Regions from separate parts of the Homo sapiens genome. Here all the other regions are linked to region 2. A link is a loop called in an ENCODE intact Hi-C map of the cell type or tissue named here. Cell type or tissue: dorsolateral prefrontal cortex. All regions are shown on one strand. Each heading gives the region's core, and the rest is flanking DNA. Links, peaks and the distances in the headings are about the cores only.

Evidence for each region. Peaks named below come from ENCODE experiments on the same cell type or tissue, not always from the same donor. Only the 100,000 strongest peaks of a DNase experiment are listed, where the experiment ranks them.
Region 1: a loop joins it to region 2, with 6 times the contacts of the local background. A loop is called at or near these places in 5 of 110 quality-filtered maps.
Region 3: it touches region 2 in a loop (5-fold over the local background); 24 of 110 quality-filtered maps call a loop at or near these places.

The regions. Positions count from the first base shown.
Region 1 is chr3:11,016,480-11,025,874 of GRCh38, forward strand. SLC6A1 (solute carrier family 6 member 1) reads left to right here. Exons shown (of 16, transcript NM_003042.4): 3 at 580-970; 4 at 1,364-1,495; 5 at 2,119-2,219; 6 at 3,734-3,843; 7 at 5,857-5,989; 8 at 8,970-9,104; 9 at 9,294-9,395. The coding sequence starts at 733. SLC6A1-AS1 (SLC6A1 antisense RNA 1) reads right to left here and starts at 2,745. Exons shown (of 3, transcript NR_046647.1): 1 at 2,641-2,745. In dorsolateral prefrontal cortex, for the core only: CTCF peaks have their summits at 5,220 (motif pointing left) and 5,419; a DNase peak (open chromatin) is centred at 5,342; H3K27ac peaks cover 4,891 bases.
Region 2 is chr3:10,940,818-10,951,953 of GRCh38, forward strand. No RefSeq gene overlaps it. Among named protein-coding and RNA genes, the nearest start is that of SLC6A1, 46 kb to the right of the region's middle. In dorsolateral prefrontal cortex, for the core only: CTCF peaks have their summits at 1,437 (motif pointing left), 5,044 (motif pointing right), 5,250, 8,470 and 1 weaker place; DNase peaks (open chromatin) are centred at 1,445, 5,054 and 8,614; H3K4me3 peaks cover 651 bases; H3K27ac peaks cover 3,400 bases.
Region 3 is chr3:11,316,575-11,327,710 of GRCh38, forward strand. All of the region lies in intron 9 of ATG7 (autophagy related 7), which reads left to right. Among named protein-coding and RNA genes, the nearest start is that of ATG7, 50 kb to the left of the region's middle. In dorsolateral prefrontal cortex, for the core only: no CTCF peak of the experiment used is centred there; no DNase peak of the experiment used is centred there; H3K27ac peaks cover 2,113 bases.

The DNA of each region.
Region 1 (9,395 bases), core at 1,396-9,395, 76 kb after region 2:
CTACTCGGGAGGCTGAGGCAGGAGAATGGCATGAACCCGGGAGGCAGAGCTTGCAGTGAGCTGAGATGGCACCACTGCACTCCAGCCTGGGCAACAGAGCAAGACTCCATCTCAAAAAAAAAAAAATGTGGTAAAGTGGACTGTGATCAGAGGTCGTAACTCCTAGGCTCTGTCGTCTTCACCCAGACACCTCCGTAGTGGGGACACCTTTCTCCCCATTCAGCCACAGGTGGAGCTTCTTTCTTGCTCACCCTGGCGATGGCTAGTATGGCCGCAGAGTGTGACAAGGCTCCCAATTGCATCCTTGGAGGCAAAGTTAAAGATTTTATGATTAAGTACTTAACATTTCCTGTTGGAAGTTTGGTGGCCTCAGATTTCTCCTCTGAGCAGGACATACAACAGAGGGTTGGACACAGATGGCCAGAGTTGAAGCTAGGCCAGGAAACATCGCTGTGTCTTTGGAAACAAAAGTCACCTTCCTTCCTCCAGGAGCAAGGGCGGGTGAGAGGAAGAGGGCTTATAGAGAGCCTTTTCAAGCCCCTAGCTTGTTTATGGGTTATTTTGTTTTTGTCATTTTAGGGTGAGGCAACTCCAAGGTCCTACTCTCTTTCTGTGCCTGTTACCCACCCCGTCCTCCTAGGGTGCCCTTGAGCCGCAAAACTGCTGTCCACGTGGACCGGGGGTGACATCGCACGTCCATCTGCCAGGACCCCTGCGTCCAAATTCCGAGACATGGCGACCAACGGCAGCAAGGTGGCCGACGGGCAGATCTCCACCGAGGTCAGCGAGGCCCCTGTGGCCAATGACAAGCCCAAAACCTTGGTGGTCAAGGTGCAGAAGAAGGCGGCAGACCTCCCCGACCGGGACACGTGGAAGGGCCGCTTCGACTTCCTCATGTCCTGTGTGGGCTATGCCATCGGCCTGGGCAACGTCTGGAGGTTCCCCTATCTCTGCGGGAAAAATGGTGGGGGTAGGTGCTGGCCCGGGGACCTCCTGGCTGGGTCTGGACCCTGCAAAAAGGATCCTGCTTAGGCATTTTTCTGGGGCAACTGTAGGAGAAAAGCCCCCCTAAAGACTCCAGAGGGAGCACCAGGCCCCATTTCTTGTTTCTTGTCCCTTTATCAAAAGATTCCTGAAGGACAATTGTCCTCTGTTAATGATACCAAGAAATTCATCTATTCACCTGCAAAAAATGGGATGTATTTCACATATGGCTTTCCTTGGGCCTGTGGTTGGCTGTGGGTCCTGCTTTTGAGGCAGGTATAAAGAAATACTGGATGGGGACCCAGACCCACGACACTCCCTCTACCAGGGCGGGTCTTGAAAGTCTTGGGGCCACGAGCTCTGTCTTCTTTACCTGCAGGAGCCTTCCTGATCCCCTATTTCCTGACACTCATCTTTGCGGGGGTCCCACTCTTCCTGCTGGAGTGCTCCCTGGGCCAGTACACCTCCATCGGGGGGCTAGGGGTATGGAAGCTGGCTCCTATGTTCAAGGGTAAGTCTGCAGATCAGGGACCTGGGTGGTGGTGCCCCTGCCCACACACACCTCTTGCCCTCTGGAGAGAGCGAGCTGTCTACCCAGACCAGGGCTGACATCACATATCCATCCACCAGGTGCATATCTGAGCAGAGTGAGGGCTGTTGCAAGGGGCCAGGTGGCAGATGACAGTGCTGGTCAGAAGCTAGGGAGGTGGAGGTGGAGAGGCCCAATCCAGAGTCCCCCGCACATCAGCCTGCTCTGTCCTGTTAGCCCATCTATTTCCTCTGCAAGGGCTGGGTGTGACTTTCTTTGCCTCGTGCTCAGTGCCTGACAGGCACCCAGGTAGATACATGGTGAGTCATGCTCACTGACCGAGGGCCTGGGCCTCACCTCGTCCGGCAAGCTGAGACCCCAGCCCTGCCTGCCACCAGTCTGCACTGGGCCCCAGACATGAGTCCTGGCCCCCTGGCTTGTCAGATGTACATGACCTTCAGCAAGTCACTGCCTCTCTCTTAGCCTCAGTGTCCTCAGTAATGCCTGTCTCCGAGATCAATAAGATTGTAGAGGTCATGGAACATGCCACGACAGTTCATGTTAATTCCGTATTAAATGGACGCGTGTCTGTGTTCCGCTCCCAGGCGTGGGCCTTGCGGCTGCTGTGCTATCATTCTGGCTGAACATCTACTACATCGTCATCATCTCCTGGGCCATTTACTACCTGTACAACTCCTTCACCACGGTGAGTGGTCCCTTTGACCACCCCATCCAGCAGAAGCCACACCCAGAGCCCACCCTTGGCCCACCACGGCCACCACTCTGCTGACAAGGCCATTCCTCCAGGAGTGGGGAACTTGGTTTGTCTTTTGTGGGCCTTGGTCTCCCCACAACAGCCATAGCCTCACAAATTTAGCATCTCCTGTGAGACAGGCACTCCTTGCAGGCTCACATCCAATCCTCATGACACCCCTCTAAAGTGCGTATTGTTAGCACATTTTATATGGACACAGACAGCCTGGGTTCAAATCCTGACTCTACTATATACCAGCTGTGCAACTTCAGAAAAGAGACTTAACCTCTCTGAGTCTCAGTGCCCTCATTTATAAAATGGAAATAAAATTAGAACCTGCCCCAGTTCCTCAAAAAATTAAACATAGAATTACCATATGATCCAGCAATTCTGCTTCTGAGTAGATACCTGAAGAATTACAAGCAGCTCTCAAAGAGATATTTGTACACTCCTGTTCACAGCAGCACTATTCACAGTAGGCAAAAGGTGGAAGCAAGCCAAGCGTTCACTGATAAATGAATTGGTAAGCAAAATGTGGTCTATACATACAATGGAATGTAATTCAGCCTTAAAAGGAAGGAAATTCTGACGCATGCATCAACATGGATGGACCTTGAGGATATTATGTCAAGTGAAATAAGCCGGTCACAAAAATACAAATAGTGTTTGATCTTGCTTATATGAGTTCCCTAGAGTAATCAAATTTATAGAGACAGAAAGTAGAATGATGGTTGCCAGGGGTTGTGGGTAGGGGGATGAGGAGTTGTTGTTTAGTGGGTGGAGTTGCAGTTTTGCAAAATGAAAAAAGTTCTGGAGCTGGATGCTGACAATGTTAGGCAATACATTTCTCACAATGTACTCCCATTGTTAAGTGACACATGACTGTATTTGCAGAGGTGTGGCAGGGTTCAGGGAGCTACATTATGGGTATACTTAATGCTTCTAAATTGTACAGGCACCAATAGTTAAGATGGTAAATGTTGTGTGTATTTTATCAAAATTAAAAAATGAAAGAAAACAAAAAGTGAAACCCACCTCATAGGGTTCTTGTGAGGATTAAGGAGCAGATATGTGTAAGGAACTTAGAACTGCGCCTGGCAGAGAACAAGCCCTGTAAGTGTTTGCTGGTGTCGTTGCAGTGAGAGTTAGATGGGCAAGGTCTCTTGCCCAAGGTCACATGGTGGGGAAGTAGCCCCGGCTGCAGCTTGGAAGGCTGTTCTCACAGTGAACAGGTTGAGGTTCAAATCTCAGCTCTGGCACTTAGTAGCTGTGCATTCTCAAGCAAGTCACTGTCCCTCTCTGATCTGTCAAATGGGGATCATAATGCTACTTGCCTCCCAGAGCTGCTGCGAAGGGGAGGTGTGAGGAGGCTTGGGGACCATGAGGGTGGGCAGGGTGCACTGGGACCACTCATGCCAGCCCCTGGGAGCCCAGCAGGATGCGTCCTCATGACTGTGTCCTTGCAGACACTGCCGTGGAAACAGTGCGACAACCCCTGGAACACAGACCGCTGCTTCTCCAACTACAGCATGGTCAACACTACCAACATGACCAGCGCTGTGGTGGAGTTCTGGGAGTGAGTATGGGGCCATCAGGGGATGGCAGGGACGGGGCATGTCAGCCAGAGCCCGGCAGGAGACAGAGGCCCCTCGGAGGGGTAACAGAAGAGGTGGATAAAGGGGCTACAGTCATGTGTCACATCATGACATTTTGGTCATCAGTGGACCACATATGCAACGATGGTCCCATAAGATTATAATACCATATTTTTACTTTACCTTTTCTACGTCTAGACATGTCTAGTACCGAAATGCATTGTGTTACAGTTGCGTACAATATTCAGTACAGTCATGTGCTGTACAGGTTTGTAGTCTAGGAGCAATAGGCCACACCGTATGGCATAGGAGTGTAGCAGGCTAGACCATCTAGGTTTGTGCAAGTACACGCTATGATATGCACACAACAACAAAATTGCTTAAGAACGCATTTCTCAGAACATATCCCTGTTGTTAAGTGACACATGACTATACTTGCAGAGTTGTGGCAGGGCTAAGGCAGCCACAAGGGATGCTGAAGACCTTTTCTCCCCAAAAAGAGTTGGACCACAGATAGAGCCATGAGACACACAAACTCTGACCTTTGATAGCAAAACCCAGCTACTCACAAAGCCAAGGTCCAGCAGGAAGAATACATTCCCCAACATCTCTGCCTCTAATCTCCTGCCAGCTCCTCCCAATGGTCAAACCCAGCTAGAAGCCAGAGGGCAGGGGACCAGATAATGTGGCCATAGTCGTCAGCATCCTGGGGCCTGGCACAGAGTGGTCAAGGGGAAGAGTGGATCAGAGAGGCAAACGGAGGGGAATAACCAGCATAGCCAATTAGAATCACCTGGAGAGGTTGACCACATCCTGATTCATCCTGAAAACCAGCCTGATCTACTTACGAACCTAGAGTCACTCGGAATAAACATGCACACACACTCTGGCCATAGTGAAGGCCGTGCTGATTGTATCTTCAGGGGAGTACCTTGTAGAGATGTGTGTCGGGGGTCACTGATGTGACACAATGAGGTGCTGGGGCCCAAATCTCTCTGGCATGAAGGAAGCATCCATGCTGGACAGCTCAGAAGGATCCGGGAGCAGTCTAGAAGGTCTCAGAGCACCTTGGATAAGCTCCCAGGAGGAGCTGTTCTCAGGCACTGTCAGAATCAGAGTTGCCTGATCTCTTCATGGCCAATGTCCATGGTTACACTGTTTCTTTACAAATAAAAATCAAATTCTGCTCTGGTGGGTTCTGCTTTCTGGCATCTCCCGCATGCTGCTCTCAGGCACGTTCGGACTTTTCATTCAACCATTTATTCAGTAAACACTTCTTGATCTCCTACTATGTGCCAACTGATGACAGGCACGGACATGCAGACAGGCAATGGCACCACCAGGCGGCCAATGCGGAGAGGAGGGAAGCCCAGGCAGCTGGGCTGCGGGGACCTCAGGGAGTCCCCTGGACCACCCCAGGTCGGGAGTGGCATCTAGAAGAGAAAACTGCAGGGCAGGCAGGTGCTGGAGAGAAACAGTGTGAAGGCTGGGAGGCAGATGAGGTCAGGCCAGGCACCGGCAAACAGCTGCAGTGAGTGCTGAGAGGAGAGAGAGATGCAAGGGCCTTGAAAGGCTGGCCAGGGAGTTTGGGCTTCATTCTGAGAACAAGCGGGTGCTATTCATCGCAGTAAGCAGAGGAGTGACATGATCAGACTTGCAATTTAGAAGGCTCTCTGGGGCTGGAGAGGGGATAGAGCAAAACTGAAGGCAGGGTCCCACTAGGAGGCCACTGGGCCATCCAGATGAGCAGTAGTGGTGGCTGACTAAGGCCCTGGCAGGTCCTGTTCTCTTTGATCTCTTGACCAAACAGCACTTTCTACTGATTAGTATAATGGGCCTCACAGTCCCCAGCTACCTCTTGAATCACGGTGATGACGGTGTCAGCACAGTTCTAGGGCGGGGATATCATCTGTGGCCATGCCCTGGGCACCCCTGGGTCACTCCGGCTCCCACCAGCTCTGTGTAACTTTCTCCTCCCTCCACTGTTTGACCAGGCGCAACATGCATCAGATGACGGACGGGCTGGATAAGCCAGGTCAGATCCGCTGGCCACTGGCCATCACGCTGGCCATCGCCTGGATCCTTGTGTATTTCTGTATCTGGAAGGGTGTTGGCTGGACTGGAAAGGTAAGGGATATATGTGCACAGTGGGGACAGGAGGGCACTGGATAGAGGAACAGGTCTACAAAGGAAGCTCTGCCCACAACTCCCAAGAGTCCCATCCAACCTTGAATTAAGCAGGTCCCTTCAACACTCGGTGTGTCCGTTTCTTTTACTGTGAAATGGGAATAATAACATTACCTTACCTTCTGGGGCAGTTGTGAGGATAAAAGGAAATAGTGCAAGTCAAGTACGCAGCACAGTGCGAAGCTCACAGTGAGTCCCATGGGATTCCACTGGGCCTAACAGAGTCATCTCAAAACAGAGGGCAAATGTTGCTCCTGGACTGTTGAACAAACTTTTCCAGAGCATCTGCTCTGCACCAAACCTTGTTCTAGGTGCAGAAACTCCAGAGATGACAGCTTCACATCCTGACCCTTGAGGAACAACAGAGATGAATAGGTTAATGGTTAGATTCAGGCTCTGTATTAAGCAGTCCATGAGTTAAGATCCCAACCTCACCATTTACTAGCTGTGAGCTCAGGCAAGTCACTTTGCCTCCCTGGAACTCAGTTTCCTTCTCTGTAAAACGGGGCTAATAATTATACTTATCTGTTGGTTTATTATGATAATCAGATGAGATGGTGCTTTTGTCAAGCGCTCAGCACCCAGCAAGGAGAGTTGTTATTACTCTTGTTTTTATTCTCAGCAAGTGCAGAGCAAATGCCAAGCTGGGATGTCTAGCCCAGGGACACCCGGGAGGTGGAAAACTGGCCTTACTCCACCTTTTCTCCCTTTCAAGCCCTACCCCAGGAGCCTGGGGGCAGAAGATGGCAGTCTCTCACTGGCCCTGACCTGAAGGGAACCCGGAGGACAAGTGTGTTGTCTCAGATCTTATGGCAAGTCAAGGGCAGAGAAGGGATTTGTACTGAATAAGATGGGAGGCAGGAAGGTCAGAACTACCCAAGAAGTGAATGCAAGGTTCTAGAAGCAGTAGTAGAAATGAACCAAGCAGAACCTTAACAAATTCCACACTTGGGCAGGGCAGAGCTGATGAAAAGCTACCCTAGTTTCATCTAGTGGGAACTTCTGGACCCACTGGGTTCTCAAATCCAAGGCTGGTGTAAAAGTATCTCTGATCCATTCCTAGGACTAGGGACGCCGGAGGAGGGCACAAGTATCTCCCAGTCTAAATTTCAGGAGCAGAAAAGTATAGGGCTTATGGGCTTTGGAAGGGTTTGAGTCTCAGTCCCTGAGCTTCTAGCTGTGTGCACTTGAGCAAGCCATTTCATCTCTCTGAGCCTCAGTCCCCTCATCTGTTCAATGGTCACAATAACAGTACCTTACAGGGTTGTCCCAAAGACTGAGGGAGATGAGTAGAATGCTTAGCATATGCCTTACACATAGTAAGCACTCAATACATAGTATCAATTATAATCATTTTGGAGTGGTAATTAGAGTTCGTGCTACATTAGGAGACTGGCCACTTCTTGGGGACAGAGAGTAGGGCCCCCTCACTGCATATATTGAGGATGTCAACCAATCCATCCACAAGCATTTATTGAATACCTACTATGTGCCTGGCTTCATGCTGAACACGGAAGGCACAGGGAAGTACGAGACCAAGGTGACATATAATAAGCCTGCGGCATGTCCTGATGTGACTGACCTTTCTGAGCAGTAGGTGTGACTGTGCCTGATTCCAGACAAGAGAAAGTGAAGCTAAGAGAAAATACAACATTGACCCTAAGTTACGCAGCTTGTGGGTGACACAGATGAGTTTGAATTCCCTTTTCCTAGCTCCAAGTACAATGGGTTTTCTCTTGGATTGTGGCTGCCTTCCTTAATCCTGCAGAATCTCGGGGTCAAGTCAGGGAGGTGAAGCTAAGCCAGTGAACTGTCCATGCTGACCGGGAAACAGGCTCACATTAGACTCTGAGATACAAAGGTCATCAAACTTGAACATTGCTCTTCCATACTAGTGAGCAAAGAAATGCAATTTTAGACAATGATCATCAGTTTGGCAAAAAATAATTGTTTAAATGATGATACCTAGTGCTGGCCTTGTGACAGAAAGGCACTCTCTGTAATGCCAGGTGAAGTTCCATTTCTCGAAAGCAACAAGGTAATATGGATCAAAAGCCTGTGATGAATTTATTCCTTTTAATTCAGTAGTTCCACCTCTAAAAATTTTTCCCAAGAGTGGTATAATAATTTTGTAGCTGAAGATTTATATACAGGGGTGTTTAATTTGGTGTTATTTAGAGTCACATAAAATTGGAGGTAACCTGAATGCATAGCAGTGGGGAAGCTTAAAAGAGAATGGTAGGACCTTCTGAGGGACTGTTTTGTGCAATTAAAACGTCAAATTGTTCATGAGGCAATAAAACAACGTTTAGTGAACAAAATGGGAAACAAACCTGTATGTACTGCGTTTTTTTTAACTCTAAACATGTTACATGGAAAGGCAAGTACCTAATTTGAACCTCATTTTGTAAGAAAATGTGATTGCATCTGCAAAGGAGAGTTTCAGAGGAGCATTAAAGTAGGAACATCCCTGCATTTATGTGTTCGTCAGACAATTCTTGAGTGTCTACTATATACGGTGGACTGTTCTAGACATGGGGATGTGAACAACACAAGCCCTGCCCCCCACATAACTTACATTCTAGGTGCTGGTTAAAGGAACTTTCATTTTATGTGTGTGTGTGCATATGTAATTTAAAAGTTTTCCTGTCACCACATGCAATACTTGGATAATTTAGAAGTCAAAAAATAGGAGGGGACAGGGGAAGGGAAAAACCAAATGTGAGCTGGTTGGCTCAGACTCCAAGGAGGAGCTTCAGATAAGTGGCCAAGGAGAGCAAGGATCTGGGAAGGCTTCCTGGAGGCGGAAGAACTGGAATCAAGCCCAGAGCCACAACAGATACGGATGTAGGGGAAATGGGGGAGGAGGAAGCAAGGGTGTACAGGAGGAGGGGTCACCAGTCACCCACTTTCCTCCCAGGTGGTCTACTTTTCAGCCACATACCCCTACATCATGCTGATCATCCTGTTCTTCCGTGGAGTGACGCTGCCCGGGGCCAAGGAGGGCATCCTCTTCTACATCACACCCAACTTCCGCAAGCTGTCTGACTCCGAGGTGAGTGCCCCTCCCAGCCCGGATTCTGAGCCACCACTTAGCAGCTTTGAGATAAGCTTTTGCATCTTTCTGACCCTCACTGTAGACCAGGTTTGTTGCCAGGGAGAGCTGGTGGGCACATGGAAAAGTTCCTGGATAGCTGCGGCTATGGTGATTACTTTTGACAGTCTTTGATAATTCTGCCTATAGGTGTGGCTGGATGCGGCAACCCAGATCTTCTTCTCATACGGGCTGGGCCTGGGGTCCCTGATCGCTCTCGGGAGCTACAACTCTTTCCACAACAATGTCTAC
Region 2 (11,136 bases), core at 1,229-9,228:
TGCAGTCTCAACTCAGCACTACAAATTAGAAACAAAAGCAGTGGTGTTTTAGGAGCCCAGACTTCTTTAGGTTCATGTATTTACCATTTGCCTAGTATGTGCTAGATGCTTTACAGAAGTTGTCTTTTTAATCCTTACAACAACTCTGTAAAGTAGGTACTTCTCCACTTTATTTATGTATTGCTTTATTTCTTTATTACTTCCCCTGTTTTACAGATAGCCATCTATTCTTGCAGCCACCCCAGCCAGGATCTATGTTCTAAGACCTTCCTCCAGCCTCCCATGAGAAGGAGCCACAGTGGGGCCTGGTTTTCTTCTAAGGCCCTTCTCTGTCCCCAGCCGCCTCTTCTCCGTCCTCCTTACAGATAGGGGATTTTGCGGCACAGAAAAGTCAAGCAATTTGCCCACGGTAACACAGCTAGTAAACATCAGGACCAGAAAGAGAACTCAGGTGTGTCTGACCCAAAAGCCCTGTCTCCTGACCACAATGCCTTATTGTTTCTCGTGCTATGAGGCCTAAATAAAGCAACAGCCCCCTCACAGTGGTGAAAATAGCTGCCACAAAACTTATGCTTGTGTCCTAGTAGGCAGACACTCATGTTTGAGGCAGGCAAGGCAGAGCACAGAGAGATGAGGATTTGGAGTATGCAGCCCTGAGTTAGGCTCCAGGATCTGCCCTTGCCAGCCTCAGTTTTCTCATCTCCAAAATGGGGATAATAGCTCCTGTTTCAAATACAGGGTCTAACTCTGATGAGGTAATGCAGGCATCACGGGATCATGAAGATCCCGTGAGCTCTGTGTGTGAATGGTAAGGTTCTGAATTCACACTAGTTATTATCCTGAATAAATAATGCCTAAGCTCAAAAAGTGTTTGTAGTATTGCCTAGAACTTAGACTAAAGCCTCTAAATTTGTGTCTGATATTTCTAAATGGCTACTCTAGACCACAGGCATGTTTTGTCCTGCCAGCTCATGACAGTAAGATCATCTTATGCAGTGTCTACTCATTCCTGTCTGGTCAACTTTTTGCTTGAAATCCCTGATCTCAAGTCTACCTGACCCTGTCTTGGCCTTTGATCCTCTCTGAGGTGGTAATATCTGCTCGTAGGAAAGCATCCCACAGACTTCTGGAATTCAGAAAGTCTCTGTGATCCACAGCCAGGGTCCCTGAGTAATTCCTACCCTCACAGAGCCACAGGGATTGCTGCAGTCACCTGTTCCCTGCCATCTTCCCTCCTCATGTCTGAAAGTGTCTTGCATTAAGCAGCTGTCATATGCAAGAGGAGGCTGAGTCACAGAAATATGAGTTTCACTCATTCCCAGGAAACTTCATTTGCAGACTCTTGAGCCTATAGAATTAATAGCATGAGGAATTAATTGACGCACTAGACCCCTCCAGGCTGCAGTGTGTGCTAGTGACCCCTGCTGGCCAAGTGGGACACTGCAGGCTGCCTCTACTAGACACTGCCAATAACCAGAGAAGGGGAAAGGAGCTTTGGCAGTGAAGTCAAGGCTACCTCAGGCCTAACAGCATTTCCCATGGGGGAGGGGATCAGGCACCAAAGAGCAGGCATATTCTGCTGAAAGTGGCCAACTTTGGAAAATTGAGTTCTTTCATGCATTCAGCAGCCCTTTACTGAGCAGCCACCATATTCTTTGTGTGGACTCAGGACTAACAGCCCCTTCCCTGGAGTGTTCCTACTCTTAGGAGGAGAGGTGTCCATACGCTTCTGGACAGGAGTAAGTTCACAGGGAGATGCTGTTCTGATTCTGACCTCCTGTTCCTAGCCGTCTTCCAGCCAGTTAGAGTTCTTCAGTGTGGCAGTGAGCAAGTCTGCCCACTCCTTGGGCCTCGGTTAGCCACTGGTAGAATGGCAAAGAAATGAGACCCAGAGAGGGAATGTGATTTGCCCAAGATTCCCCTAGAACTCTGTATTCCCATCTCATAATCAGTCCCCTGCACCATCTCAAGCCGTTAAAAAGCAAATGAGCTTGGGCCCCTCATTACCCATTAGGGAGAAAAGTCAGCCTTTGTTGCCAACTCTGGCCACTTCTCTCTCATTTTTAAATAATGCCCACTTTGTGAGGGATACTGGAAAGAGTAACACATGCAGCACTCTCTGAGCATCCAGCGTGGCTCAAGTGTCAGAGCCACTTCACAGGAAACCATATGGCAGGATGTGCCATGGACTGAGTGCTGGGGAAGTACTGCAGGCAGGAATAAGAACTGTTTATGGAGCACCTGCTGCGTTCCAGGGTCGTGCCTGCATTACCTCATCAGAGCCTCACAACAAATCTAAGAGGTAATTGTCATTAATCCCATTTTTCATAGGAGAAAACTAGAGTTCAGAACTGTAAATAATGTGCTCTAAGAGATACAAATTACACCTCCTGGCAAGTGGAGGAGCTGGGTTTGGATCCAGGTTTGCTGGATCTAAATAAGGCCCATGTGCCCAGCCACTTAACCAAGGATGTGGGACTTGAGTTGCACCTTGGGGGATGGGAAGACTTAGGCAGAGAAGGACATTTGAGATGAGGGAACATCCCGAGTGATGACAGAGGCTTTGGGAGAGCAGGGAACCAGGGTACTCCCCATTCACTGCAGCCTCCACTTTCTGGGCTCAGGTGATCCTCCCACCTCAGCCTCCTGAGTAGCTGGGACAACAGGTGTGTGCCACCCTGCCCAGTTTTGTTTTTTTTTTTTGTAGAGACAGGGTTTCACCCCAGTCTACTTTCTATAACCCCTCATGTATCTTCACCAATCTCTCTGGCAGAGCAAGATCAGGTAACACCATGCTTATCATGGAATGGCATCTGATGCTGGTCCCCCCACAGGACAGGAGCTTGGATGAACAAGTGCCCAGCTTGCCCCAGAGTGGGGAGCCATGGGAAAAGGAATACATAGGCATTGAAGACCTACTCAGTGCTGGAGACCATACCAGACACTTTCCTATGCATTACCTTGCCCTCAACTGCCTTGTAAGTTGGCATGGTGTTCACATTCTACCAGGAATGAGGAAACAGGCTCAGAGAGGTAGATTCAGCTACCCAAGGTCACAGAGCTGGAAAGTGGTAGAGCCGGGGTAACAGCCCAGGTGTGTCTGGCGCCAAGGCCCATGCACTTTCCACCGACCACCTGTAGTAGTCAGGCTTCTCTAGAGAAACTTCTCTAAACATTGGATAAAAATATATAGAAAGAGACTTATTATAAAGCATTGGCTCATGCAATTATGGAGGCTGAGAAGTCCCATGATTTACTATCAGCAACATGGAGACCCGGGAAAGTCAACAGTGTAGTTCCAGTCCAAACCCAAAGGTTTGAGAGCCAAGAGCACTGACGTGCAATGGCAGGAGAAGATGGATGTCCCAGTTCAAGCAGAGAAAAATTTTCCCTTCACCTTTTTGTTGTACTTGGGTCCTCAAAGGATTGGATGACGCCTGTCTGCCTTGGTGAGGGCAGGTCTTGTTTACTAGGTCTACTGATTCAACTGCTAATTTCTTCCGGAAACACCCTCACAGAGACGCGAGGAACAATGTGTACCAGCTATCTGCACATTCCTTAGCTCAGTCAAGGTGACACATGAAATTGACCATCACAGCACTGTTGGGAGCCACTGAGTGTCACCACAGCCATCAGCATTGAGAGGTTACTCAAGGCCATAGAGAAGCTATGGATGGTGGTGGAGGCCATGTGGGGAAGGTCTGAGGGTCTTCAGGGGCCTTGGAATGCCTTTGGTGACACTAGGGACCTCTGGAAACCTTCACAATTTCCCAGAAAACGATAGAAGGCCATGAGAGTTCACTGATAAAGACAAGGGGATGTTAAAGCCAGTGAGAGGCATTGGAAGTACCTGGGAACCCCCAGAGACCTGAAAGAGATGTTGCAAGGGGAGAGGGCCTGGAGACCCAGTAGAATTATGTGGAGCCATTTGGGAGTTACGAGAGACTGGGAGTGACAGGAGTATATGAGAGTCATAACGGCTACTGAAAAAAAAAAGGAGGCTCATTGGGGAGCATTAAGAGGTGCTGAGAGCCATCAAGAGTTATAAAAAATATCAGGGCTCTTGGTCATGACTGGGGGGTATTTTAGTCATCCAGAGTCCTAGGGAGTACTTGGGGTCACCTTGGGGGGCCCTGCCTGGGGGAGCAATATGCAGGATGTAGCCTTGAGGAAAGGGGAGGAGGGTAGCTCAGAAATGCTCTTACAGCGGGGCGCAGAGATGGGGGAGCTGGAGCCAACACGAATAAAGGGGCCGGATGCCCAGCTGCCATAGATGGAAAAGCCAGGCCAGAACTCCGCAGACCACGATAGGCGGCCGGCAGGTACATGATGGGACAAGGACTTTTTGACCTTGATCTTCCTAGGCTTGTACAGGCCTGAGTTTTCTTGAGATTCCCAACCTGGGTGTGCCAGATCCCCCATCTGGGTCTAGCCAACACTTGGCTTTTCTTATTCTCCTGGGAATTTTCTCTGCCGTTCTTTTCAAAGCCAACCATTCCTGAAGTGAGGAGGCTCTTGTAGCCCAGGCTGAGCCAGGAACTCAGCCCCCCACCAAAGGCAAAGGATTTAGGGGAAACCTAACAGAGGAATCTGGGCCTGAGCTCTGGGAGCCCCTGGTCAGATGATGGAGAGAGGGGCAGAGGACCGTGTAGAGTGAAGGCAAGTGTTATTTATTGAGCACCTACCATGCACCTCGGATGAGGTGGGTGTTTTCCATAATCCTCAAACCAACCACTGGAACTGTGATTTGTTCTCATTTTACAGATGTGCACACAGGCTCGGAGAGCTAAAAGGAGGAACTTGCCCAACATCACACAGGCTGTGCCGGAATTCAAAGCCAGGTGGATCAAACCCAGAATTCTTGGCTTTTTCCCTCTATACCAGGCAACTATTGGCTTGGCCCAGGTCTCTAGCAGGGAAGAATGAGCCCTGAGCCTTCCTGCCCTTATCCACTCTCCCCCACCCCCACCCCTCCATCCCAGTCCTGGGCTCAGAGGGGCCTGTGGCTGGCAGATCCAGGCTCTGTTAGCAGCAAGTCAGCCACCAGGTGGCGCTGCTGCTAAACCCAAGCCCCCTCCCTGTGGTCCTGGCTCAGGCCAGTGAGGTCAGGACTAGAGCTGGGACCCCACAGTTGAGACTAGAGGATCCAGAGGTCTCACTCTGGGTGCCCAGATGGGGGACAGAAAGGCTGCCCTTGTCAAACGCGCACAATTCATCCTTCTCACCCTGCCCCATCCCTAGCTCACGTTTGCAGCACTACCCTAACAGCCAGAAGTGAGGGTTCTTAACTCTCTCACTCCTTTGCTGTGTGACCTTGGGCAAGTGACTTTGCCTCTCTGACTTCAACGTCCTCTTCTGTACAAGTGGACAGAATAAGCCACTCAGGGGTGCCGAGAGGATGAGATGAGATGATGGTGTGTGTCAAGCGTCCGGCACACAGGGAGAACATGGCTCTCCCAGTGAGCCTCCTTCCTCGGGTCCATGGTCAGAAGGGCCCCAGCCGGTGTCAGGAGACCTGCACCCTAGCTCTGAATTCGCTGTGTGCCTTCAAAAAAGACATGCTGCCTCTCCAAGTCTCGGTTTCCTCATCTGTAAAGTGGCACTAATCACAGGAACTTTCTTTTTGGTTATTCTGAGGATGAAATGAGAACATGGCTATATGGCATTTGTTTTATAAAGCCCCACATGATCAGGAAAGGTGATTATTGAAAGCATTTCTGCAGCAGCTTTCAGGGGGTGGGATTGGGTGAATGTGTAAATAGTGGTGAGGTGGGAGAGGTGACCGGGCACATGGGACAGGCTGCGGGTTTTGCTCTGTGTACCTACAATGACACAGGCCCCTTGTGCCACACCCTACTTGGCATCTTCCCGGCCATGCCCCAAGCCCCTATCTTGCTCCATCTATCCTGGAGTCTTGCCCCAACCCGTTTAAACACAAAAATGTCTGAGTGCCTGCACGGAACAAAGACGAGAGGCAGAACACGGAAATGTCGATTGTGATTATCTCTGAATGATAAGGTTTGGGCTGATTTTTATTTTCTCCTTTTTCTTTTATTTTTTCTGTACCATCTAATTTTTTTTTAACAAAGAACATCTATTGCTTTTATATTCCAAAAACCAGAATCAATAAAGCTATTTTTAAAAATCCTTTCCTTGCCATCAAGAGGTTGGTTATAAATGAAGGCTCCAGAGAAAGAAACAATGATTCTCCTGTGGCTGGAAGATGTGGCCAGAGGGAGATGGGAGGGGAGAGGAGGCGTCACCACGTAAGCTGCCTTCAGTCCTGTCTCCAGCCTCCCCTGGGAAGCCAAGGAAGAGGCAGATGCAGCAGGACCCCTCCTCCGGGCCACAGAGCTCCCCGTAACATTTATGGGCCAGCATTCCAGGGGCCTTGAGCTTGCCGCTTGTCTCTGGGAGCTCGTCATGGTTGTTGAAGGAAGAAGGGAGCAAACAAGCCAGGAAGCCATGCTTGGTGAGGGCTGACTATGAACTAAGTGCTGCCACCTCTATTAACTCATCAGACCTCCCTCCCCACACTCCCCTGTTGAGGGAGCTGGGATTATCAGCCCAGGTTACAGATGAGAAAACTGAGATATGAACTTACATATCTGACTGCCTTCTGGATCTCTCCTCTTGAACATCCATTCAGCATCTCAAACCCAATTTTCCCAACTGAATTCACCTCCTCCAATCCTTACCCCCGCCCAGCCTATTCCTTCCTATCTCAGTAAGTGACACCGCTGTCCAACCACTTCCTTTATTCGGCAAATATTGATGGAGCATCATCTATGGCCCTGCCCTCGGGGAGCTCGCACTCTCGCCAGAGGAGACAAGAACACGGACATTTTGGAAAGTAAAATTATGCAGTGTGACAGAAGATGATAAATTATCTGGCTAAAAATAAGGTAGGGAAGAGGTATAGGAAGGGTCAGAATGGGGAGGTTGGAATTTTAAACAGGCTGGTCAGGGAAGGCCTCATGGGGAAGGTGAAGGAGGGCGGCGGTGGCTGTCCCAAGAGGAGCATCCAGGCACAGAGATCGGTGTGTGCAAAGGCCCTTGGGTGGGCGCTTATCTGCAGTGTTCCCAGGCAGCTAGGAGGCCAGGGTTGCTGATGCAAAGTGAGCAAAGGGCACTGGTGGAAGGGGAGGCCAGAGAAGTGGTGGGCAGATCACAGAGAGCCCCGAGGCCAGTGCAGATGTGCAATGAGGATGAGTGAGGGTTCTCAGCAGGAAAGGGACCTGCTCTGATTCCTGTTTTAATAAGGCCCCTCGGGCTGCTGGCAGGGGCTTGGGTGGAAGCATGGAGACCAGGGAGGAGGCTGTTGTCCTCCAGGAAAGAGATGATGGTGGCTGTACCAGAGAGAAGGGGATTCGGGATCTGATTCTGGGTATATTTTGAAGGTAAACCAGCAGGGTTTCCTGGTGGATTGACAGAGAGAGGAGTTGAGGATGACTGAGGTTTGGGGCCAACTTGTCAAGCGAGAAAACCTCCTCATTCCCCGCATTCAATCCACCGGTGAGTCTCATTGGCTCTTCCTCCTTTAAACCTCTCAAGTCCACTCACTCCCTCCACCCCAGCCACTGCTTTGACCTCCCATCATCCCCTGGACTGCTGTTGCCTCCTCCTGGCCAGCTTTCCCTGCCTTCTCCGCCAACGTGCCTTCCCCTCAACCCCTGTGGTGGGGCGGTTCATGCCTGTTAGCACTCATGGCAGACCTGAGCCAGAGCCCACCACTGTCAGGGAACTTCCCTTCTGCCTGAGAGTTACCACCCCAAAAGGAAATCAGGGGGCCAACAGATGGGGGATGATGCTGGCTCACCAAAAACCCACCATGTCCACCACCAGGGCCAGCTGCATGACAACCAGGCATCGTTCAGCAGGGAGAGGAAGGAGGCCCCAGGGTCGGCAAAGGCTGGGCCTTTGAAGAAGTTCATAGCTCAGCGTGGTCTCTGGCATCTCAAAGGTGTGGATCTGAATCATGGCTCTATCTCTTACACCATCTGGGTGACCTTGAGCAAGTCTCTTCACCTCTCTGAGCCTCCCTTTGCTCATCTGCAAATTGGAACCAATAATCTCTGAGCCTCAAGATTTTTGCAAGACCTGGGAGTTCCATTAGGGTGTTGGCTTACGTTAACCTAAAACAGTGCCTCCCAGGGCCTGATGGGCCCCCATGAAAGGAATGGACACAGCTTTGGAGCCAGACAGACTGGATTCCCATCCCAGCTCAGCTGAGTGACCTTGGGCAAACCTCTTCCTCTCTGAGCCTCCATCTCCTCCCCTGCAAAACAGAGCCCCCGTCTCACAAAAGAAGCAGGTGTACATGCACCCAGCACACAGTAGGTACTCAGCCACCATGCTAGAGAGTTTGGACTTCACCCTGGAGGCAGCTGGACCCATTGCTCCCACGCCCCACTTCCTGGGCCAGGGCAGCTGCAGGCCTGATGGGGTGTTTTTATCTCCAAGCCGCAGTGGGCTCCGCAGAGCTCGGCAGAGTCCCTGGGCGCATGGACAAAGAGCTGTTGTTCCCTCGAATCTAAAATTGCCTCCCTCTGATTGCCGCTATACAAACCCAGGCGGCTGCTCGCTTCCCCCATCCAGTTGGGTCTATTTCAAGAACACGCTGATTAGCGCTGATTGCGCCTTGATTGTGGCGGGCGCCTTGCCCAGCCCCCTCCCCGTGTGCGGAGTACATGCTCCTGCTCCCCCACCACGGCTCCTGCTGTCACCCAGGGGCCACCAGACCAGAAGACCGGGCGAGTGGTGCAGCACACATGAGCTAGGGTCCTCATTCTTCCTTTGGGCAGATGACCTTCCCTCTCTCAGATCTCTACTTCGTCCTCTGTAAAATCCTTCTGGGCTCAGAAGGGTATGGAATAAAATAGCATGTGGAGGAATGTGGCTTTCATGGTGGGCATTTAGACACTGTGACGGGTCGGTGGCCAGGGGAAGTGGCTCTTCAAAACACCCCATCACACACACACTTGGACACACATATGCACACACATGCAGACACACACACAAACTCACAGATGCCATTCATGCCTCTGGCTGCACTTGAGGCCACCCTTGGTAGGGGCGGGATGGAGCTTTAATAATTAGACTTCGCTGCACTGGGCATCTGACACTTGCCTTGGGCACGTCATCCACGCAAACCCCACAACCATCTTTTCAGCACATATTTTGTGCCCATTTTGCAGATGAGGACCCTGAGGTTAACGGAGGTAATGTGACTTGCCTCGCGTCTCGCAAAGAGGGAATGGTGATGTCAGGATTTGACCCAAGCTCCGTGTGAGGCAGAAGCCAGTGTTCCCACCACCCCATAGCCTGCTCGGGGTTTGCGCCCGTTTGAATGGAAACTATGAGTGGGAACAGCTTATGAGACATCTTATGCTGGTTATTTTTACTGCATTCATCCTGTGTGATCCTGGAAAAGTCTCTTCTCCTGGTGGGGCCTGTTTCTTCCTCTGTAAAATAGGGTGCCCCTGGTCATGGACTGATTCTTGGACTTTCCTGGAAGCACATTTCAAAAATGCAGATTCTCAACTATGTCCTTAGAGGTCTGGAATCAGTAGGCCTGGGACGGGCCCAGGAATCAGTATTTTAAGACACTCTCCCGGTAACAGTGGGCACCAGAGGGACAGTGGTTTGGGAAAAGTCTCCTCCCTGGCGAGTTAAGCCTCCTCCCTGGCAAGATGGTGAGTTAAGCCATCTTGTCGCCCAAGCCAGAAACCCAAACATCAATCAATCCTGTCCCAGACTCCCTCGTGCAACTGCAATCATTGTAAGATCTACCTGTTTACTCTCAAAGGGGCCTCTCTGCACCCCTGCTGCCTCCTCACTCACCCAGCCCAAGCCCCATCACCCCCACACCTGGACCACTTCCGGGGTCTCCTTCCGGGACTCCCTGTGGCCGCAGTGCACACCCCCACCCTCCACTTTGGTCCATTTTCTACACAGCAGATAGAATGATCTTGAAATGCAAATCTGGGCACCAGCCCTGACCATTCCCAGCTTAAACCATCAATGGCTCCCTATTGCTGCAGGTATTAAGATTAAACCCTACATAGTGGCCTACAAGGCTCTGCAGAGACTGGCCCCTCTCCCTCTCCAGCCTCATTTTACACCACTAACTCCCTGGTCTTCTCTCAGACTTAAGATTTTAATCCACTCTGCGCCTGTCCACCAGAGGGCCTCTGCCTTGCCGTGTTTCCTTCCTGGATAGAGGATCTTGTCTCCCTTCTTCTAGTTAACTCTGGCCCATTCATTAGACTGAGCTCAGCCCTCACTTCCTGGAACTATCCTGAGACGAACTCTGCTGTTCCGGGGGTACTGAGCTCCCCGCATAGGGAAAATGCAATCTAATTCTGCATATCTGCCTGACAGGAGATCATGGAGAAGATGGCTGCTTTGGGTCTGAGCCCTGGATCCTTCTCCCTCCTTAGGAGAGCCTGTGGTTCTCTAGGACTAGGGAGCCGTGCCCTCCTGTGATGGGGGGAGTCAGGGGGGCAGCGGAGACCTGGCCTGGGTCCTTGGAATCCCAGGCAGCCTAAGCCAAGGCCTGTTGGCAACAGCAGGAGCTCCAGAGCTCTGGCTCAGGGACTGGAGTTCTCATTGGATTTTCCACTTGGCCCCCAGGTCCTGGGCAGCGCTAGGAGGTGGCATAATCTGAAGACCTCTGACTCCTGGTTGGTAGGTCCTTGCAGCCTCAGGGGCTTCTGAGGGGCACGCATCAGTTCCCTCCCCTCCGCTGTCTACTCCTGGGAGAGCCCTTCTCTCTCAGGCATCTCCCACCCCTTTCCCACTCCCTTCCTCTGTCTCACTGCCTCTTTTTCTCTTCAACACCTCTGCTCCTCTCCCACCTCTCCCTCTCCCCTCCTCTCCCTCCTCCCCATCCCTACTCCCCCAGGCTCCTTTCCTCTCCACACTCCTGCTGCCTCAACTTCCTCCTCCCCTCTTTAGGCGCCTCTCCCTGTCTGCTACCTCCATGCTGCTTATCTCCCCACCTCAAACTCTCTCTTTCTCTCTCTCTCACACTCCACTCTGTGCACCATACTGAGGAGGCCTGCAAGCGCCCTGCAGCCCTTGGGGATGTGGCTCCGACATTCCATCCTGAGGAAGAAGAGGAGGAGGGAGACG
Region 3 (11,136 bases), core at 1,307-9,306, 380 kb after region 2:
CAGTACCTTGTACAAGTTTCTTTTTGTGCCATATTAGACTGTAAGCTCCAAGAGGGCAGGGCCCAAGTCTTATGAATTTGTGTCTGCATAGTGTCTAGTACTTGTCTGAGGCCCTCAATAAAATTCTTTTGAGTGAATGAAAGAGTACCGTAAATGTCTTTTAGAAGTGATCAGATATATAGGAAGTTGTCTTAGCCATACAGGAGACTATGAATTAAAAATATCAAAGATTATGAGTGTTATGAAGTTCTGAAATCAAATGGAATCATCTCCATAGCCATGTGAATATATCAGAGCTGAAAAAAGGAAAGCCTTTAACTGACGGTCTGGTTATTCTTTAGCCTGAACTTAGGATGACTTTTTTTTTTAAAAGCACATTTTAAAATCAACTACATTTACATTTTATTTTTCAGAGGAAGCCCACCTCCCCTTTTTTGTTGTATTTTTATTAGAGATGGGGTTTCACCGTGTTAGCCAGGATGGTCTTGATCTCCTGGCCTTGTGATCCGCCCACCTCGGCCTCCCAAAGTGCTGAGATTACAGGCGTGAGCCACCACTCCTGGCCCAGAGGAAGCCCTTTTTAAATTGAGGACTGAAGATTGAATTTTTATTAAAATTCTTTCCCCCAGGTGATTTCACAGAACCACAGCTAAATTAGTATAGCAATAAGACCGTTAATAATTTAAAGTCCAATCTAGTGTGAAGTCCTCTTGTCATAGCAGGCAGGATTAAATGGCCTGTGTTTGGAAGCGACCGTAGGTCAGGTTGTATGTGGTAAATAAGTGGTCCTCCCCAAAGTGCAGCTCTGCCAAAATAATAACAGTTTGAACAGTGCTTTACAATTAATTTAAAAGGGACTTTCACATACTTGATCTTTTTATGATAAGTCTGTGAAACAAGCGTTAGTTACTACCTGTGGTTAGTTAATTAGTATCTGCATTTTCTGTTTGAGACTCAAAGTCACACGACCACATTGTCTGATTCCGAAGCCTATGCCCTTTCTTTCTTTCTTTTTTTTTTTTTTTTTTTTGTTTTTGAGGCAGAGTCTTGCTCTGTCGCCCAGGCTGAAGTACAGTGGCACGATCTCGGCTCACTGCAACCTCCGCCTCCTGGCTTCAAGTGATTCTCCTGCCTCAGCCTCCCAAGCAGCTGGGACTACAGGTGCGCACCATCATGCCCAGCTAATTTTTGTATTTTTAGTAGAGATGGGGTTTCACCATATTGGCCAGGCTAGTCTCAAACTCCTGACCTCGTGATCCTCCCGCCTCGCCCTCCCAAAGTGCTGGGATTACAGGCGTGAGCCACTGTGCCCGGCCACAAGCCTATGGCCTTTCTACCATTCCCTTGACCTTGGGGAAACTGCATAACTTTTCTTTGTATTAGTTTATCTGTTAAATGGTGGTAATGCCACCTCCTTATAAGGTTTTGTGAGGATTAAACATGATAATGTGAATAAAATGCTGAGCACATGGTAGATGCTCAATATGTATCCACTTCCTTTATGTTTCAACAGCAGTATATTTTGAAAGACAACAAATCTCTGGGGTCTCCTCTGAAGTGCTCTGAGGGATTCACCAGAAACCTGTCCCTGAGACTAACTGCCTGTCTGCTTGTCGGATTCAGGCACACTATCCTTCACTTGGTTAGGGTGGTATCTCAGGAAAGCCTGGAATTACTCAGCACACGTGATGAACACCTCCTTATGGGCCAGAAATTTTGAGATACAGTTGTACTTGTTCTCACACCACCTAAGGTCTTCTAGAGGAGATCAGACATTGACCTGTGGAAAATTAAGGAGAAATTCAAGTAATGGAAGATAAGTTCAGAGAATTGATACGGGTGATACTTTGGTTGGTCTTCTATGCCTTATCTTATTCTAGGAAAGATCACCAGAAGCCTTAGAGCATGATGGCCTCATAGGAGTTTTATAGCCTTCATGCTGCCTTTCCTACCTGTGGCCCTGAATGTTCCTGTCTCCCCTCCACACTGCTGTCCAAGTGCATTTTCTAACGTGTAAATTTGATCATGTAACTCTTCTACTTAAAACCCTTCTAAGGTTCCTGTTGACTTCGGGATAACGTTAAAACTACTTAGCTTGGCGTTTGAGGTCTCTTCAGTTCCAGTTCCTGTCCACCACTAGCCTCATTTAATATTTCCCAAGATACATCCTGTGCTCTGGCTACCCCTGTGCCCTCCAAATGCCGCAGCTTCCCCCATCTCTCTGCCTGCAGACATCTCTCTGTCTCCCTTCTGTCACCTGGCTGCTGCCTCACCTACCTTTCTGATTCATTACCCCAGGAAGCACTGGCTGATTGCTTGCGCCATTTCATTTCTCTCTTCTGTGTTCTGGTAGCAGCCTCCTTCCTAGCACTGACTAGTCTCCAAAGTAATTGTTGATTTGCTTTTCTGCCTGCCCCATATCCCCAGCCTGTGAGCAACTTTAGCACAGAATCTTGTTTGTCCCCACTCTGCGTCCTCAACATTTAGTGCAATGCTGGACACTTAAGAGACACATGATGTGAGAATGCTGAGAGGAAAGAGAGAGAATTGTGGACTGGTATGAAAATTAAAGAAGGCTTTTGCCGGGGGCAGGGCCGAACCCTAGAGAAATAATTTCTAGACATCATTTTCAGTGGTTCTTGCTTTTATTGCATTAACCTTGTTCACTCTCTTTAGCATGATTCCAGTTTCCCTTCGAGCCACGACATTTCCTTGAAGGTTTTCACCCTCTTTTTTCAAAAATAGGCATTCTTTTCAGTATGAAATCCTGCACTTGTGTTCTGGCTTCATGTTTTACTTGATTCTGCCCCCTCCTCCTCCTACCAGCACTTTGTTCCCTGAAAAGTCACTGCTGCTCTTTGAGCCCTGTGTCCTCATGTGTAGGATGGAGAAATGTTGGAATCCCTCTGAGTTTCTCTCTTCAACCTGTTTCTCTTCTGGGTTATCTCATTGTGCCTACAACTCCAGAAACCATTTCCTCCCAAGTAATTCAATTTTCTCTCACCGGCCTGAACCTCCCTCTGGACCCCGGGCCATATTATCCAGCCACCTGCTTGCCTCCTTCTGCACCTTACAATCTTTGCCCCAAGGCTGGTCCTTTTCTGGCTTCATTGGCTCAGAATGATGCTGCTTCTATCCAGTCACACAAGCCAGAAATCTGGTTATCCTACCGGACAGCTGTCTTCCCCCTACCACCCCTGTGTCTTGTGGATTTCATGTCCTGAATGTCTCTCAGCCTACCACCTTGCGTTTCTTCTGCCACCACCTCAATCTCTGCTATACTGCAGCAGCTTCCTAACAAGCCTCCTTGTATCTACTGTGGGCCTCTCCAGTTCATTCCCATATCATCCCCACAGTTTTCCTTAGAAAAGCAGATCTGATCGTGTCCCTATCATAATGAAACACCTGAATGTCTTCTTCCCTGTGCTCTAAGAGTAGGGGCTAAATTCTTTAATACGGCCTACAAGAGTCTGTGTGGCCTGGCCCCTGTGGGCATCCAGCCCCAAGTCATTCCGTGTTCCCTGCCACAGGGCTTTTGCATGCACCTTTTGCCTGGAACTCTCTTCTCTCTCTTTTCTTTACTTCTACCCCTCCCTCCCCCTACCTCCCCTTTGCTCCGTTAAGTGCTCACTCTTTCAAGGAAACCTTCCCTGACCTCTATAAAAAGGTTTATTCCTTCTGTTGCGAGCTCTCATAGCACTGTGCATCCCTTCTTCTTTTTTTTTTTTGAGATGGAGTTTCACTCTTTGTTGCCCAGGCTGGAGTACAATGGCATGATGTTGGCTCACTGCAACCTCCGCCTCCTGGGTCCAAGTGATTCCTCCTGCCTCAGCCTCCTGAGTAGCTGAGATTACAGGCATACGCCACCACACCTGGCTAATTTTTTTATCTTTAGTAGAGATGGGGTTTCGCCATGTTGGCCGGGCCAGTCTCGTACTCCTGACCTCAGGTGATCCACCCACCACAGCCTCCCAAAGTGCTGGGATTACAGGCGTGAACCACCACACCTGGTCCATAATTTTACATTTTCTTGAGTGATCTTTGATTAATATATTTTTCTCCCATTTAAATGTAAGCTCTACCAGGACAGGTACCCTATCTTTGATTTCCCACCATTGTGTCTGCATCCCATGGCATCATGCCTGGTGTGTAAAATGCAATGGAAGGATGAATTCATGCATAAATGAGTTGTGAAGACTGGAGATTGCTCATGGGAAGCACCTGGGTCAGTGCCTGGCACACAGTAGGCCTTCAGTGAGTAGAGGGTAGCTCTTATTATTAGTTCATTGTAAGTGTTCTCTTTAATGTGAGCATTCTGTTGTCTGGTTAAGGCCACGTATTTTACAAAGACTTTCCCAAATTGTCTGTACACCTCAATTTATGTCTAATGAGTTACACACATGGTTACTGGCGTGACAGGAGACAGAATACAGGGGAGGTATATGATCTGCATGGCTGATTCAGAGCAGGGGTTCTTAATTTGGAGTAGGGTGCAGATGCGTAATGTCTGGGAATGTTTTGGAAGTAATGGATCCTCACCCTAGAAAAATCCACATGTGCACACAGTTCTGCGTCTAATGTCAGAGACGCACAGAGTGCTGACATGCTTGGAGGAAGATGAAGGAAAAGACAGGAGTTAGCCTGCCTAGTGGGGAGCCTATGGATTGTTAAGGTCAGGAGGTGAATGAGTCCTCTTTGTTCCAAGTCAGAGTGGGAGCTTTGCATGTGGAGGTACTGTTCACTTGTGTGTGAAGCCTTGGCTGACTATGAGAGAGTGGGTACCTGCCCCTGAAGAGGACACATTGCCAGCCACCAACAGCTGGGACTGCCATGGTCTCAGTTTTGACCGTGACCAGCATGCAGCTGGTCACTCATACATGTTATCACTTATCCTTACATGCCCTGCAAAGTGAGAAGTGTTGTCTGCATTTTACAGATGAGATGAATGGAAAAGAGACTAGGGAATGGAAGCCTCTTCAAATGTGAATGATCTTACCTCCTACAGTGAGAATGCTTCCTATAGTGAAAAAGGAAGCAGCCATTTTTTTTCTGCTCAGCTCACAATGTGTTGGGGTAGAGTAGGAAGGCCAGACTTCAGTTCCCAACAGCTTAATGGGTCGAACCCTCTGAGCCTCAGTTTCCTCAGTGTGTATAAGCATACAGTAACAACACCCCCTTCCTTGTAGGTGGCTGTGAGAACTAAGAATCATTAAGTTTCACTCACATGTTCTAATTGTTCCCACTATATTTTCTTAGAATGTTTTTCAGTTTTCATTTTCAAAGGAAAATTTTCTTTGATTAACCCCAGTTTCCAGCTATTCCATAAAAATGGAGTTTTAAGGTCCCGAGTCACACAGCCAACTCTGCCTTTACCAAAGGAAGGCATAAGAGAAGCCCCTCCTGAGATTGGCAGGGTTGCCAGTTCAGCAGCCCCCGGGACATCCAAGAAAGTTTTACCAGTTCACTGATGGTATTGTCTTTAAATGAAAGCTCAAAAGCAAATGCGCCTGTGATTGGTTTCATCTCACTTCTTGGGTGATGTATGGTTGTTACTGTGATTGCTTAATGCTGGAGTTCTTTGTCATTTATAGTTAAAAATACCTGTTATAACCCAATACATGTCTTTGAATCTGCACCCACACATACACATAACAAAACAAGACTTTTGCAAAATAATGCTTTCCTTTTTCTGTTTTATCTTTTTGAAAAATTCTAGTTGTGACCCAGTAAATGATTTAAGAATCGCAAATAGCTCACCACCTGCAGTTTGAAAAATGCTTTGTGACCATTTTATGACCATTTTGGAAATACTGGCAAATAAATGAACTGTACTAGGTGAGGTTCCATTCATTAGTTTTACTTCCAGCTATATATCTCTGTTTTTAAAATGTCGCAAAGGTTTTCAGCTATTCTTTTACATTTTTAGGTTTTTTTAATATACAAACTTTTTGTATATTTCCTTTTAATCCTGTGCATTTTTTAAAACTAAGATTGTACAGTATTTTGTTTTATTGTAGCATTTTAGCATAATAGTATTATATTCTACACAACATCCTTTTTAATGGATGTATGATAGTATTTTTACCAAGGTTTTGACATTTATATTTCTCATAATTTTTTCACTATTAGGACTGCTTTGTGCATCAAATTTTTCCTCTTTTTCCTCTCCTTATCCCCTGTAGTTTTAATTATTTCCATAGAAAAGATGTCTAGATGCGGAATTACTGCGTTACAGAGTTTGAGGCTGAGCGTGGTGGCTCACGCCTGTAATCCCAGCACTCTGGGAGACCTAGGTGAGAGGATTGTTTGAGGCCAGGAGTTCAAGACCAGCATGGGCAACATAGCAGGGCTCTGTCTCTACAAAAAATTTAAAAATTAGCTAGGTGTGGTGGCACACACTTGTAGTCCAAGATACTCTGAAGGCTGAGGCAGGAAGATTCCTTGAGCCCAGGAATTTGAGTCTGCAGTGAACTGTGATCGTGCCACTGCACTCTAGCCTGGGCAACAGAATGAAACTGTCAAAAAAAAAAGTTAGAACATGTTAAGGTTCATAATCAGTGGTGTGCTGGTAAATGTTTAACAGCCAGCTCTTGTGAGGTAGGAATAGTCCTGTTTTTGTAGTGTTTTCTTACTTGTATGGTACCAGTACTACCACCATGGCCAATTGCAGGCTACCAGTGTGAAGTCCTGGAATGCCGAATTGAAAAGAGACATTAACAGTTGGCTCCCAGAAAAGCCTGTATGGGCCAACTCCAGCACAACACTGCTTATCATAAATGTTTCCCCAAGACCCTGCCAGCTTCCCTCCTACCAGCTGTGTACCCTTACCAGGATCAGATGTTGTAGTATTGTACACATGTGTTAGGTTGAAAATGGGCCTTAAGTTCTTCTCTCAATGAAATGTGGATTCCACAGTCGCACTCCATTGCTACAACAGATCACCATCTTTCAGGCCAGTTCTTGTGATTACATTAAAAATAGCTCATAACATTGTCCCATTACCAATCTTTTGGGGAAGGTTACTTGACTCTTCTACTTCATTCAGAGCAGTTATTGAAGATTGAATGTTTGGGAAATGTTGTGTAATTTCAACAACATTAGCCTTTAATTCTAGGGCTTTAAAATCTGTGGACAAGAGCAATAGCCAAGGAGCAACAATTTATATGCTGTTAGTTGGGCTCTTTCTTCACTTAGTGATCTCTCCGCATCTTGGCAGCTGTCTGTGACTTTGAAGTGCATTAGGTATTTCAGTTTTTTCCCCCATACTTTAAAAACGTGTAATCTCCTTTGTGCATTTCCTGTTATATCAAGTGTTTGAGTTCTAAAGACAGCCATTTGTTAGATTAGCATGTTTTATGGGATCATTGTGGAAAATGTTCTTGCTGAAGACAAGCAAGTTGGCAATTTTGCCCTCTTTTCTTTCTCACAGTGTACTTTTTCAGCAAATTGCTTGGCAGACTGATCATGACTGAATCATTTCAATGAATTGTATGCTCTCAGCCAAGTAGAAAGGAACATTTATTTCATAAAGCTTCTAAACAAAGTTTTTCTTCAGTTACGTTGAGCTTCTTTCTGCTGATTTGTATTACAAAAGGAAGTGATTTGCCCAAGTTCGCACAATTAATTTGTGGCAAAGCCAGTTCTAAAACCAGAACTCCTAGTCAGTGATTATTTATGAAAAATATTTTTTAAAAAATTCTGTTTAACCGTAGTATAAGCTGGCTTACCTAGCATTGTGCCAACTAATCATTCCTCCAATGATTAAGATAGATTCTGAGTTGATTCCTAAAGCACTTAAAGATTTTGGGGTCACTTTTGAATCATCAAAGAAAGATTAAATGATGTTCAGCTTAGTGTTAAATGGATTTTGTCATTTTCCTATTCGACGCCTGCCTTCTGCACTTATGCCTCATATGGGTAGGAAAGTTACCTTAAACCATTTTCAAGCTGACCTGCTTTTATGGGTAAGTGGTAGATTTTCCTCCTTAGCAGATCATTCCTGCTCTCTATAGCCCATGTTAGGTCAGGTTGCTCTAAGAAACTTATTCCTAGTCTTTTCTGCTCAAAAAAAGATTTTTTTTTCACTATTCTACCCCATTGCCTTTGTCCTTAGGGTAAGAAATATGCTTATTCTTTGAAATTAAGCATCCACTTGTAGCATCTAACATAATATTCTAGTTTATATAATTTAGATATCATTTAGTTCCAACTCTACATTTGCACATGATAAAGCCTAGACCCCGAGAATATTTGATAGACTAGAACTTATCCCTTTCTTTTCTTTGCCAGTTAAGAAAAAATAACCTTGAAACTGAAGACAGCTAACTATGTACAGTCACATGCCACATGATGTTTCAGTCAACAATGGACCACATATACGGCAGTGGTTCCATAAGATTATAATACTGTATTTTTACTATACCTTCTATGTGTTTAGATTTGTTCAGATACACAAATACCATTGTGTTACAGTTACCTACAGTATTAAGTATGGTCACATGCTCTCCAGGTTTCTAGCCTAGGAACAACAAGCTATACCAGGTAGCCCAGGTGTGGTGTAGTAGGCTATACAATCTAGGTTTGTGTAAGAACACTCTGTGATGTTGGTATGACGGTGAAATTGCCTAACGATGCATTTTTCAGAGTGCATCCCCATCGTTAAGCATGACTGTCATGGTGGTGGATTGGACTGAACAAAGAGGTCAATGAAGTTACTGCAAGACAGTGTATTTATGTTGCTTTTGTTGTTACTATTTGTTAAGCGCTGGCCTCATTCTCAGTTTCTGTGCTAAGTGCAGTTAAGAATTATCCTATAGGCCAGGCGTGGTGGCTCACGCCTGTAATCACAGCACTTTGGGAGGCCAAGGTGGGCAGATCACCTGAGGTCCGGAGTTCGTGACCAGCCTGACCAACATGGTGAAATTCTGTCTCTACTAAAAATACAAAATTAGCCGGGTGTGGTGGCGCATGCCTGTAATCCCAGCTACTCGGGAGGCTGAGGCAGGAGAATTGCTTGAACCCAGGAGGTGGAGGTTATGGTGAGCTGAGATCGTGCCATTGCATTCCAGCCTGGGCAACAGGGGCGAAACTACATCTCAAAAAAAAAAAAAAATTTTATCCTATAGATGAGAAAATTAAGGCATAGAGAAGTTAAGTAAATTGCTAAAGGTTACACAAGAGCAAGTGATCCAGAATGTTTGATTAAGGGCCCAGGTTTATGAAGTCATTTGCAAATTGTAACTCAGTGTCTCTGTAGGAACGGCATTTTCTAGATTGATACTGCCTAGGTTCTTCCTAAGTAACCCATTTAATAGCCTTTGTGTGTTTTTTGTTGTTGTTTTTCCTTTGCTGGTTTGAATACCCTTTAGATACTCTGTAAGATTGAGCTTTGATATAGTCTGTGTTGTTTTGTGACCTATAGGGTATTTTCTTCTTAAACATTCTCTAAAGTTCTATGATTCTGGAGCCTGAAGAAATCCTTTGAGATGAAAGGTTCAACCCCTTCATCTTGCAGGAGAGAAAGGAACTTCCCCCAATGTCTTAGGATCAGTTAGCTGCAGAATTAAAACACATACCTGCTTACTGTTAAGCAAGTGAGTTTTTCACTACATCAGGCCATTTTCTAATTGTAAGCTGTTTCAATGTTTTGGAAGTAGAAATGCTAGTTTCTCCCTTCTCCCCCTTTTTACACTTGATAGAGTTGTAAATGCTGTTTTTTTTTTGTTGTTGTTGTTTTGTTTTTGAGACAGAGTCTTGCTTTGTCACCCAGGCTGGAGTGCAGTGGCCCGATCTTGGCTCACTGCAACCTCCACCTCCCGGGTTCACACCATTCTCCTGCCTCAGTCTCCCGAGTAGCTGGGACTACAGGTGCCCGCCATCATGCCCGGCTAATTTTTTGTATTTTTAGTAGAGATGGGGTTTCACTGTGTTAGCCAGGATGGTCTTGATCTCCTGACCTTGTGATCCACCCGCCTCTGCCTTCCAGAGTGCTGGGATTACAGGCGTGAGCCACTGCACCCGGCCTAGAGTTGTAAATGCTTTTTATGAATAAAAGCAATGTGAAGTTGAAGCGACGATTGCTAAATAAATGTAGTTGTGTGGCAGACGCTATCTGTCATGATTGGCAGAGGGGAGCAAAATAAAAAGATGTCCCTGATGGAAGAGTAGCAGGTGGGGTGGCCACATGGACCAGAAGAGCTCAAGGAAGACAACTTCTTAATTCGGTGGAAGCCCTGGACTGGAAATCTTGTTCTCAGAGTTCTCTCACTTCTCATCCGAAGCCCTCTTTTTTTAAATCTTACTTTCACATTCTCACCTAGGAGAATCCCAGGGTTAAAATGCCATGAGACCCTGTAATGTTGAGAAAGGAAAGAAGGAAGGAAAAGGAACTTGCTGAGATGCTGCATCACAGTTTTGTATGGAAGCTTCAGGTCTGCGTCAGTCAGGCATCACTTTTCCTGCTCTAGCTGCCTCCCAGGATCCCTGCTCAAGATCTTTGCAGAGGGGGAGTCCGTGTATTGAAGCCTGGAGAAATGTACTAGTCTGTCATCTATTCAATAGATACTTGCTGACTCTCAGGCACTGTGCTTAGGTAACTAGAGATGGAAAGATGAATACAGTGCTCTTGCCTTCACAGAGAGTTATAAACCAGCAAGACATCAAATATAACATGCATCCTGTGTTTTCTTTATTCTAAAATGCTTGTTTCTCCATATTTTAATTTTTCTACAGTCAGGAATTTCTTACAATTGTGTATATTTATGCAGTGAACCCTCTTTTAAGCAAATATTTTCTTCTTTTGACTGTAGACAGCTAGTGCTAAGATGATAGTGTACATAAGAATCACATGCGGTATTCACTGGACATGCAGGTATTGGTGGTACCTAGAGAGGTCTGGGATCAGATTGAGTGTATGTATGTGTGTGGATAGGGTGTTGTGCAAGTTCATCAAGCTTCTAGGCAATTCTGATGCAGGTGGTCTCTGCTGGACCATACTTTGAGAAATTGCTGCAGACAATCAAGAAGTTTGTAACTTGCACATTAGAATCACCTGAGGATCTTTTAAAATGACCAGTACTCAAGCCAGACTCCAGATCGATTAAACCAGAACCTCTGGAGGTGGGACCCAGGCAGCAG